3 separate regions of the Homo sapiens genome follow, and all the other regions are linked to region 3. Evidence: chromatin contacts called from ENCODE Hi-C or POLR2A ChIA-PET data. All regions are on one chromosome and are shown on one strand. The core of a region is the stretch at or near the end of the contact, and the rest is flanking DNA. Distances in the headings are between cores, read along the strand shown.

Region 1 (3,555 bases), core at 746-3,245, 5.7 Mb after region 3:
TTTAACTTCATTCAGCAATTGTTAGTATTTTGCCACATTCACTTTCTTTCTCCTATACACATATGTGCATAAACATATGTGCACAGTCTACGGCTTGACACTTTGATCCTAAATACTTCAGCATGTGGAGTATTCTACATAACCAAAATATAAATATTACACTGGAGAAATTCAACACCAATATACAACAATTATAGTCCATAGTCGAATTTATATTTTATCAGAAATTAAGCATTCTATTTGGTTCTCATGTCCCTTTAGTCTTATAGTCTAGAAAAATTATCTCGCCTTTATTTTTTGACACTGATATTTCCGAAGAATCCACGCTACTTGTTTCACAGAATGCCCTTCAATTTGGATATTCCTTATTGTTTCCTTATGAACTGATACGGATTAAACATTTTTGGCAGGAATACTACATAGGTGAGTTGTGGCCTTCTCTGTGCATCATGCCAAGGGGTACCGAATGTCAGTCGTCTCATTAGTTGTGATGGTGAAGTGGTGTTCATTGTTGTGCTTGGCTAGAGGAGTGTGACTACCAGATTTCTCCATTATAAAGGTAGCTTTTTCTCTTTTTTTTTTTTTTTTTTTTTTTTTGAGACGGGGTCTCACTCTGTTGCCCAGGCTGGAGTGCAGTGGCACAATCTCGTCTCACTGCAGCCTCCGCCTCCCGGGTTCCAGCGATTTTTCTGCCTCAGCCTCCCTGGTAGCTTGGATTAGAGGCGTCCGCCACCACGCCCGGTTAATTTTTGTATTTTTAGTAGAGACCAGGTTTCACCATGTTGGCCAGGCTGGTCTCGAACTCCTGACCTCAGGTGATCCGCCCGCCTCGGCCTCCCAAAGTGCTGGTAATACAAGCGTGAGCCACCGCGCGGGCCAGATTTTTCCCTTTGTAATTAACCATCAAGGGGATGACCATTTGAGCTTGTGTAAATAAGAGCAGGCTTCCCTAGTTGTCTTTTGCCCAAAAGTTTTAGCATCCATCCAAGACCTTTGTCTGAAATTCTGTCCCTTTTGAGATTACTTTGCATTAATATGACCAACCACTGCGATCAATTTTATTCCAAAGAGTGTTGGGGCTGTGATTTCAACCCTAGCTGCACATATATCACCGGTATCGCTGGGAGTGGAACCCAAGCAATCATATTTTAAAATTCTCCAGGATGACTGATTCTGATGTAGAGTAAGGGTTGAGATTCCCCGAGTTAGAGGAACCTTACAACACCCTCATTTGCAAATAAGGACACTGAGGCCCAAGGAGGTTAAATGACTGGCCAATGTCACAAAACCTGTTAATGGCATAGTCAAGATTTTACTTTTTTATACTTGCATTTTAATAGCCATTCCTTTGTGTCAGTCGAAGAATAAAACCAGAAAAAGCAGTAACTTTCGTAGTATGTTAGTATGTTGTTAAAAGTGACTACCATCTAATATATGCTGCCGCCAGACATACCCATTTCTGCTTCCAAGGTTTGTTTTAGCTTTCGTTCATTAGACCTTTGCGGTCACCTTAGGAGAGAGGGAAAGGGGAGTTTGGTCGTCAACTCCTCCGCCCTCAGCGCTCACTGAGGGAGCTCAAGCCTGAGAACCCAACACCGCCGGGTGTTCAAGGGGCCAGATGGGAAGAGCGCAGCCCCGGAGCTGGGCGCCTGCCCTGCACGTCCCGCAGATGCGGCGGCGGCGCCTGCCCTGGGGCCTCCTCGCAGGGCAGCCAGCCTCGCGCGGGAAGCACCTGGCGGGGACGCACCTGGCGGGAACGCACCCACCTTGGCGGAGACGCACCTGGCGGGACAGCCCTGCCCCGCCTAGGGACGCGGGACGTGCGCAGAGCGATGGAGACAGCGGAACCTGCAGACCCGCCCAACCCCACCTCCATCCCCACCCCCAGCCCCCACTTACCCCGGCGTGATAAACTTTATTCGCTCTTTTAATCTTGATGTCCAGGGCGGTCCCCATCTCCAATTCTCCGCAGCAGCCGCCACTTCCGGCTGCGCGTGACCCCAGGGAAACAAGGGGCGCCTCCCCGCTTCGTTCTGGGCCCCGCCCCTTTCCCTCTCTGCCGGCAGTGGCTCACGTGACCTCGCAGCGGCGTCGCACACACTCCCTAGCTCCGAGGGGCGAATGCCCACGCCTTCCTCCTTCCGGCACAAGAGCCGGCCTTAGTGCGGGCCGAAGCGCTGTCACGGTTCACCCCGCCCCCTCTGGGCGTGAAAGACGGGGCCAAGCTAGCCCCACCCCTTCCGTAGGGACAGTCTTACGCCGGAAATGCTCCTTTGCTGTCCGGGTTAGCGGAGGGAGGGAGGAACGGCTCTCCCCGCGTGCCCCGCGGCTGGAGGCGGAGCCGAGCCTGTCTGTCGGTTGCAGCCTGCGCAGGAAGGATGACGCTCCCGTCAGGCTGTGCGGCGCAGACGGTCGCCCAATGGAGTTGTCTTTCAGGAGGTTTTAACTTGGTAATGCCTGCCCTCCTCAAATGTCCTTAGTCTCCTCAACTCTAGCCCTCCACCGCTTTCTCCCTGGGGTTCTGAAGAGCCGGCGCCCCCTTGTCTGTCTGCGGCCAGGCGCCGCACCCTGCCCTTCCCGCGGGAGCGGTTCCGGTCACCCTCAGGGGTGCGGCCCCTGCGTGCTAGTCCTGCAAAGCGCTGATTGGCCGGCGGCTCGGTTGCCTCGCGTCCCAGCGCCAGCTGGGCCTAGGGCCAAGGTCTCGGGAAGCGCCGGGTGACCTCGCTCCTCTCGGAGCCGCGGGCGCTGGGTCACCCGCCAGCCGGGCTCCGCGGGCCGCGAGGGATTGTGGGTGTTCCCCAGGCGCGTGTCCTGGAACCGGGTGTTAAATATTCAGATCCGTGCGCCCCGCGTGAAGGGTGGAAAGGCACGGCCCCCAGGCTCTGGGGCTTGGAGATTGGTTGCAAATGAAAGACTGAAAGCTGGAGTGAATCTGCCTATTATTTTTATTCCCAGCAACAGCTGACCCCAGATACAGTTTGTGGGGGTGGGGGGCGTTACTGCAGGGCAGGGCAGTGCACTGTTAACGTACTTCGTTTATTGAGTTAAAATCTCTTGTAAATGTTATAAATGAGGATTTTGCCAATAAGCAGAAGGTCAAATTTCATTTTGACAAATGATTTAATTAAATAATGCGGTGAAAAGTGCTTTTTGTTTAAATTCTTTGCTTTTTGTTTAAATTCTTTGATTCTGATCATTATTTTTTAAAGTGCATTGCTTTTGGGATAACATCAGAAACTATCTGTAAAAAGAATTAGTATCACGAATGCCTCCCTCTTAAGAATATAAAATGTTTTACAGGCCAGCAGTGATGGTGCTGCAGCTACAATTGCATTTGAAGGTTAATAAATGGTATTTTCAAATATTCAGGTCTTGGTTTGCAGCTCCTCTCTGCCCTCAGGGCTTTGGTCTCTGTCTTCAATGTTTTCCTGGCAATTCAAAACTCAGCGATTTTAGAACAATTCATTAGGGACTTGAAAATCACAGTCTAGTCTATTTGAATTCAAGAAGTGGATCCCTTTCCGCTAGACTCACCCATCATTTTCAAGTGGTAAA
Region 2 (3,736 bases), core at 1,233-3,732, 7.8 Mb after region 3:
CCAAAAAATTTATATAAATTTTTTTTTTAAAAAAAAGAAACTAGGCCTTGCTCCATCTCCCAGGCTGGAATGCAGTGGCAGGAGGATAGTTCAATGCAGCCTCAAACTCCCAGAGTCAAGTGATCCTTCCGCCTCAGCCTCCGAAATAGCTGGGACTACAGGCACGCACCACCACAGCCGCCTAATTTTCTGTTACTTATTCTTTGTGGAGACAAGAGTTGGTCTGAACTCCTGGCCTCAAGTGATCCTCCCACCTCGGCCTCCTAATGTGCTGAGATTGCAGCCATGAGCCACTGCACCCAGCCCCTATAAATGTATTTTAAAAGTAACTTTTCCAGTAGTTACAGCACTACATTTGTTTCAAGTTATTTTCTCTCAGGTAGCACGACAACAGCGTCATAACCAGTAATGCTTTTCCGCTTCACCGATAAGGCTATATTATCCGTGAAGAAAACTAAAAGAGGGCATCCTTTAAATGTTTCCTCAACGTTTACAAAAATAAACTATCTCAAAATGTCAAACTCAACACATTGCCATCAGAATTTTTAGAACTCATTCCCTTGAAAACATCCACTGTTAAAGTGTTTACTTCAAAATCTAAGAAAGCAAATATTAAAATTATTTATTACTTGCACCAGGCTTCAAGTGTTAACTGTTCATGGAAATAACACATCCTCTGGTCTCTTCTGTTGTCTAATTCAAAACCAGTAATCTTCTACCACTTTTTTTTCTTCTTTTCACTTGCCACCATACTCTACCACTCAAGTGTTACAGGTCTTCCAACTGTGGTAAAAGATCACTCAGAAGCTCTTTTCTTTCTCAATTGTTTTCCTTATACAAGATGCTGAATATGGCCTGGCAATTAATGAATTCCTTTATCCTAATAACGAAACGGCAAAAATATATTCCTGAAAAATGTCTCCAGTAAAAACAAACGAATCCCTGCAACTGCTGTAACTATAGATAAAAGCAAGTTATATAGAAACATTAACCAAGTTCACAAAAGAAATGAGACTGTAATGCAAGATTAACCGAGCTCAAAAGAAAAGTGCCTATTTAAAGCACTTTATTGTGTTATCTACAAGATCAGTGTGAAACTCATCAATCAACTACTGCGTTCAACAAATATTGTACAGTAGAAAGGAGCACAAGCACTACAGTGGCATATTCATACAGCTGCAAGATTTTTATGACGCTGCTGACAAAACAAAAAATAAAAAGCTCAACACAAGAACATTTCTCCACCTTCAGAGACCAATGATTCTATTCCTAGGGAACAAGTGGGGGGACAGACCCGGGCGGGGCAAGAGCAGCGAGGCCAATCAGAGCGCGAGTTACAAGCGCGGTGGAGCGGGGAAGCGAATGAAACCGCCCAGTTGAATGGCTGGCTGCGCACGCCACACCCCCGCAGAGGCGGCCGCACCTGGAGCCCCACCCCTGCCGCAGGACCTCCGCGAGTCGCCCCCACCGCTCCGCCCCGCGCCGCCCCCAATGACTGTTTCCTGCCAAAACAAACCTGGCCGCCTCAAAAACAAAACAAAATCTTCAGCCGGGAACGCAGCTATCCCCGGGCCGCCCCCCAGTGCGGGTCACACTTTGCACCCCACGGGCCGGGGTCCCCGCGAGGGGAAGGGGCGGGGGCGGGGGGCGGTGCACGGAAAACCCGGGGAGCAAACGTGCCCAATGCTCACCAACTCCTCGTAGCTCCTGTTGTGCTCGTTGCCCTCCCAGTCCAATCTCTTCGGCAACAACTGGAAAGACACGAAACGCACACGAGTGACCACCCCTCCGGCGCGGGGGGGGCGGGGGGCGGGGGGCCGGGGGCGGGCGGCGGGCGGCGGGCGGGGGGCGCGGGCGAGCATCCCTCAGGGCAAGGTCGGCAGGAGGAACCCGAGGGAGCGCGGGGACGGGCGCGCACAGACCTGGTACTGCTCCAGCTCCTGCACCAGCACCTGCGGCCGAGAGACGCGCGGTCAGGGGTGGGGTCGGGCCCGGGGCGCTCCCGTTTCACCCCCGCCCACCACCCGCGACCCCCGGCGGCGGGGACACTGGGGACGCCAAGTCCGCAGCCGCCCGCGGGCCCGCACTCACCTGGGCCGCTCTCCGACACGGGCCCGCCGATAGGTACCGGGCGATAAGGAAGTACAGCTCTGCGGGAAGACAAGGAGTCAGGTCAAGCCCCGGCGGGGAGGGGAGGGGGACGGGGCCAGGGGAGCCGGGGGAGCCCGGGGAGCCGGGGAAGCCGAAGCAGCCGGGAGCGCCAGGGCGGGGGTGGCACGGCCTCGCGTCTTACCCGACTCGATGAGAGGCACCGGGCGTCGGGCGGACGACGGCTCCGCCATGGCCGGGCGCGGGGCGGGAGGCGGGAGCGAGCGAGCGAGCGGAGCGTGTAGGCCGCGCCGAGGCCTGACCGGGCTGGCGTCCCCTCTTCTCAGGCGCGCGCCGCCGCCGCCGCCGCCGCCGCCATACCGTGCGCGCCGCCTGGACCGACGCCTCCGCGGGGGAGGAAGTAGTTCCTCCGCGGGAGACGAAAAGTAGTCCCTCCGCGGGGGGCGGGGGTTTGCGCCAAGAGAGGACCGGAGCTCGTGTCCCGCCCGGGGAGGCGAACCTCGCTCAGCTCTCTGCCTCCGGGGACTCGATGAGGAGAAAGTGACGCGGAGGCAAAGACCTGGGCGCCGCAGCAGCGAGTGGGGGAGGGGAGGGCGCGTGGTCCGAATCCCTGCGCGCAATGAGGCGGCTGCCCGGGCTTTGTGAGGCGGCAGCGCGACGCCGGGTGGCCCAGCAGCGGGCGGGTGCCGGGGGCGGAAGCGCGGCCACAAGAGGGGGCGATTCACCGCCGCCCCCCGTGGGACCTGGGTCCTCTACGCGGGACCGCAGGGGCCCCGAGTCGCGGGTTGGGCAAGGTCGCCCGCTCCGGGTCGCTCGGAAGGGTCATTTCACGGACCGGTCGTCTGGGGCCAGTGCGTCTTGCCCCGCACGGAAGACCCCTCGCTTCGAGGACAGGAAAGCTTTTAAAGTGAGGATTGGCTCGCCGCGCCTCCCGCAGAGGGGAACGCCGCCCGGACCCGCGCTCCTGGGGCGGGGGCCTCGTATGCTGGCGTTGCCGGAGCGTCTGCGGCGCTGAAGGCTGCCGAGACCCAGCCACATCCCCCACAAGCCAGCAGCCCGGCAGAAAATTACATAAAATGCAGCGCTTCGCCGAGGGGGTGCGAGTCGGGGGAGCAGCGCGCAGCTGCGGCTGACGGCTCGGCTGGATCCATCCAAGCATGGACAGGAAAACGGGACTGTGGGGAGAGGGTGGTGCAGACGGGCCGCAGACCCTCCTTAGGAAGAGAAGCCGGAAACTAGGGAGTCATGTGCAGTTAGAATCCTCTTGGAAGACTAGTAGGATGTGAGGTTGGAGAGGTGGACGACGACCAGAAAATTCCCTTGTCTTGCCAGGCTTCTGACCTAACTATGAGTTTCCTCCGCGCATCCAGCCTGCCCTGCTCTGGCCCCTAAAGTACAGCAGTAACACTCAGTGGTGTCCCTGCCTTCCTGGAATGCGCGTTAACAATTCTGATTCTTACTCATGGCAATAACCTACACACCACATAGACGTTAAATGTGGTTCGGGTCAGACTCTAGGGCAGGACTCACTGCCTGCACCTTGTCTTGGCTCCACCAGCTTGACCTTGAGCAAGTCACAACCTGTGGGTCTCAGTGTTCCTTACTAGTAAACCGTAGGTAATTCCTC
Region 3 (3,515 bases), core at 519-3,018:
ACTTTACAGATGCGCAAACTGAGACACAGGAAGATAGAATAGCTCGGCCGGGATCACCCAGCTTGTGAGTGACACCGAGCAGGTACTGGAACCCGGGTTTGTTTGACCTCAGCGCACAGGCTCTAAACCTCTGCTCCAACTCAAAGTATGCGCCAAGTCAGCGTGCATGGGTAACCCGATCCGGACGGCTCTGACTCGGGATGCGGCACAGCTGCCCTGCGGGGCCGCGCGGGTGTCACCGAGGCGGGCACAGACTGCACAGTGTCCCCAAGGGCTCGCGCACGTCCTTCAAGACCTGCCAGCGCGCGGGAAAAGGCAGGCTCCGAGTCAACCAGGGCTGACCCGGGGGCAAGACCAGGAGACGCGACGACTGGAACCGGGTGAGTGTGGCCGAGTCGGCGCCCCGAGGGCCGCCAGCCTGGACCCCAGGCTGGGACACGGGCGCCCCCGGGTGCAGGGGACCTAGAGGCGCCGTGCGCGGCGGGGGCTGGGCGCGAAGGCGCCGAGACGGCATCTTTCCCCTGCAGCATCCCGCCCCGCGGCCGGGGGGAGGGGGCGTCACCTGACAGCGCGCAACAACTTCTCCAGGTTTCGAGGGGGCAAGCGGCAGCCGCCGGGGCTGGGGGGCGCACGGCGCGCTGCTCTCGCCCAATGGCGAGGTCTGTAAACAAAAGCGGGCCCCACGCGGGTCCCCAGCCGGGTGGCGAGGGGCGCGGCGCAGCAGCATCGCAGCGGCAGAGCTGGTGAGAGGGCGAGGCGGGGACGGGATAGGGCGCGGGGACCCAGGGCACAGTCCCCGGGACCCGACCGCCCGGATGAGGCATTGTCTGCGCACCCGCAGGATTCCGCTTTTAATGCCCCCCTCCGGGGGTTCGTCGCGGGTCCCCAGCTCCGTGCGCCGGCCCCCGGGCTTTCCGCCCGGTGAGCCCGGCCCCGAGGGCGGCACGGATCGCCAAGGTGAGCGCCCAGGACGCGTCGCCGAAAAGCCAGGCCCGGAGGTGCCTAAGTCAGGGACCGAGACGCAAACATAGACACAAGGATGCACAAGCACGCCCTCCCCGAAGTTGACAAAAATCAGCCGATAAAATACAAAGTGCCGCGGCCGCCGCAGGTCAGCGCTGACCTCCTGCTGCCGAGAGGACCGAATGCCGACGTCCGGACGCTGTCATTTCCATCCAGCGAAGGCACCTGGGCTGCACGGTCTCGTCTCCCTCCTTCGCGCGAGGGATGCCTCCTCCTGCCTCTCCTCCCCGCATCTCCCCACCTCCCAAGTGTGTGAACACGAAAACAATACGTGGAAAGCCCGATCGGGGGGAGCTAGGACCCGCCGGGAGCCCCAGTGTGCGGGAGACGGGGGTCAGAACGTGCCCGGCACGGGCACCGAGGCTCCGGGCATCCTCGCCGCCGTCTCCCGGGGCGGCTCCGGCCGGACGCCCGCGCACCCCAGGCCCGCGGTACTCACCCGCGACGGTCGTCCGGGATCTCCGCGACGGGGCCGGGCACGATGCGGGGCAGCCGTGCCCCTGGGGCTGCGGGCGCCAAGGCGTCCGCGGAGCTGCAGAGCTGCGCGCCCGACGGCGGCGGCGCTGCTCTGCCGGCCGCGCTCGAACCCGCTCGTGGTCTGCCAATCGGAGCTGTCAGGGCCCCTCCGCCTGCGGCCTCGGGGGCCGGGCCGCGGGAGCCCGTGGGAAACCGAGCTCCGATTGGGCCGCCTGACAATCGCTCCGCCTCCGGCCAGCCAATCCGAGGCGGTGGATGCAGGAGCGGGGCGTTCGGAGTTGGGCTGTAGAGCGACTATGGGCGCACGCCGGGTATCCGCGCCGCAGCCAGGCTCGGAGCGCGCGGCTGGAGGGGCGCGGGCGGCGCGCGCTCCAGAGATGCCTTCCTGCGAGGCTCCGTCAGCGCGGCCCGGGGAGATCGCCCGCAGGCAGCGGAGGCGCGGCGGGCCGGGGGACGACCAGGGAGCCCCTAACAAAGCAGCTTTGGGAGGGCCGGAGGCCTCTGCCTCCCTCGGCGATAGGTCCGCGAAGCTGCCTGTCATCTCGCATAGGTGGAGGTGGCCAATGGCGTGCACAGACGGAGCTCTAGTTGGCGCGCGCGCGCGGCTCGGCATCGGTGGGATTGGTCGGAGGTAAAGGATTTTCCTGCCACCTAAGGCGGAGAGGAAGGGGGATCGAAACGGGGGAGGCGAAGAGTCAAAAAATGTTGTGCCTGGGACAAGTGGTCTGGCGCGGGAGGCGTGTGCCTGGCTCTAGGGGGAGACAGGAACTTTTTTACGAGAGAAAAAAATCCTAACGCAATCCCTTCCCGTGGATGCTAGAGGATGTTAGACCCTGAGCAGCCTCCAGGTAGGGCATGGTGGCCTTCACCAGAGTCCAGGACTCCCAGGGTTCACTTACCGTGCCCAGCAAGCGAACTTGGAATAACAGCGTGGGGTTTGGGCCTTACGCTTACCTGCTGGGCAGAGTAAGTGACTCGGGCAGGGTTCACGCAGACCTCCTGGGCTCCTCTGTAAAATCCGGAAACTACAGTTGCAGTTTACCTCTCGCAAGGTTGTGGAGAACGCGGAAACGGAGACGCTGGCGGTACAGCCTCGAGCGAAACCTTTCCCTACACGAGGCCGGAGCTTCCTCCTCTCCTGAAGAGCTCTAGACTTCCCCATTTACAACAAAGGCTGGGATGTATGTTCCTTACACCTTGATTCCATACACACGTGTTCGCCCCGGGAGCTGGGAAGGTCTGCGCTCCCGGGGTGATCTTGTTGAAAACAAAAAGAATTGCCCACGCTGTGGAAGATAAACCTAAACCGGAAAATTGAAAGTCATCCCTGATTCCTCCTTCTTCTTAACCCTCTCCCATCCATTTTTGTTAACCTCCCAAACCCATTCCTCCCATCCTGTCTCACCTGGACCTCAGTAAAGGGCTCCCATCGTCCTTCTGTCCCAGGCCTTGCCCCCTGAAATCTGTTCTCCACTTTGCAGAATGATCCTTCTAAGCAGAAAAATCTCATTTTGCGCTCCCAACTCTGGGTCTCTTTTCTTTCCCCAGAACACGTCAACCCCCAGCCCCTCCCTTCACTTCACTAATTCCTACCCTTCTTCAGATCCCAGCTTGGCCGCCAAGGCATCCATGCAGTAGGCATTGCTGAACTACTGCTCTTACAGACCCCGGGAAGCCTCCTGTACCCTGTCAAGGTTAGATGCCACATTTCCACTTCCAGTGCTTCCACCCCCTGTGCTCCCCTCACAGGCCTGTATGACACGGGGCTGAAGTTGCCTGTTGCACTGCAGCCTTCCATGGAAGCCGGAATCTTATCTATCTTCCCTGCTGGATCCCAGTCCTAGCACAGTGTTTGGCACATTTGGGGCACTGAAAAAACATGGAATCCATGAATTATAGAGGAGCTATAATTATAGGCAAGAGCTTTAAGGATTTGAAGTGCTTCTAAAACATCAGTTTGAGAAGAATGGGTAGCATGGTAGCTCTTGAACGGATGCGTCCACCAGGTTCCATGA

Evidence for each region. Hi-C counts contacts between places; a loop is a spot of excess contacts on that map. ChIA-PET counts read pairs that join two places held with the same protein, here RNA polymerase II (POLR2A). Pooled maps may share reads with other maps.
Region 1: a map of CD4-positive, alpha-beta memory T cell shows a loop between it and region 3 (19-fold over the local background). The contact joins the promoter of VPS26C here to the promoter of TIAM1-AS1 in region 3. A Hi-C loop is called at or near these places in 1 of 168 maps with a recorded cell type or tissue (CD4-positive, alpha-beta memory T cell), 1 of 37 single-sample maps with no recorded cell type and 3 of 50 pooled maps.
Region 2: a map with no recorded cell type shows a loop between it and region 3 (9-fold over the local background). The contact joins the promoter of BRWD1 here to the promoter of TIAM1-AS1 in region 3. A Hi-C loop is called at or near these places in 1 of 37 single-sample maps with no recorded cell type and 4 of 50 pooled maps. POLR2A ChIA-PET finds 5 or more read pairs at or near these places in 1 of 52 experiments (OCI-LY7).

Annotation. Positions count from the first base shown.
Region 1 is chr21:37,265,339-37,268,893 of GRCh38, forward strand. It overlaps VPS26C (VPS26 endosomal protein sorting factor C), which reads right to left and starts at 1,996. Exons shown (of 8, transcript NM_006052.2): 1 at 1,900-1,996. The coding sequence starts at 1,956. RefSeq lists silencers at 1,592-1,901, 2,642-2,801 and an enhancer at 2,042-2,101.
Region 2 is chr21:39,311,150-39,314,885 of GRCh38, forward strand. BRWD1 (bromodomain and WD repeat domain containing 1) reads right to left here and starts at 2,483. Exons shown (of 41, transcript NM_033656.4): 1 at 2,294-2,483; 2 at 2,092-2,150; 3 at 1,923-1,952; 4 at 1,692-1,751. The coding sequence starts at 2,342. BRWD1-AS2 (BRWD1 antisense RNA 2) reads left to right here and starts at 2,758. Exons shown (of 1, transcript NR_111942.1): 1 at 2,758-3,736. RefSeq lists silencers at 1,257-1,656, 1,677-1,756, 1,947-2,196, 2,307-2,366, 2,437-2,546 and 1 more and an enhancer at 3,276-3,736.
Region 3 is chr21:31,557,465-31,560,979 of GRCh38, forward strand. It overlaps TIAM1-AS1 (TIAM1 antisense RNA 1), which reads left to right and starts at 1,769. Exons shown (of 2, transcript NR_171013.1): 1 at 1,769-2,131; 2 at 2,553-3,023. It also overlaps a transcript of TIAM1 not described here. RefSeq lists enhancers at 1-582, 1,396-2,208 and a silencer at 1,488-2,117.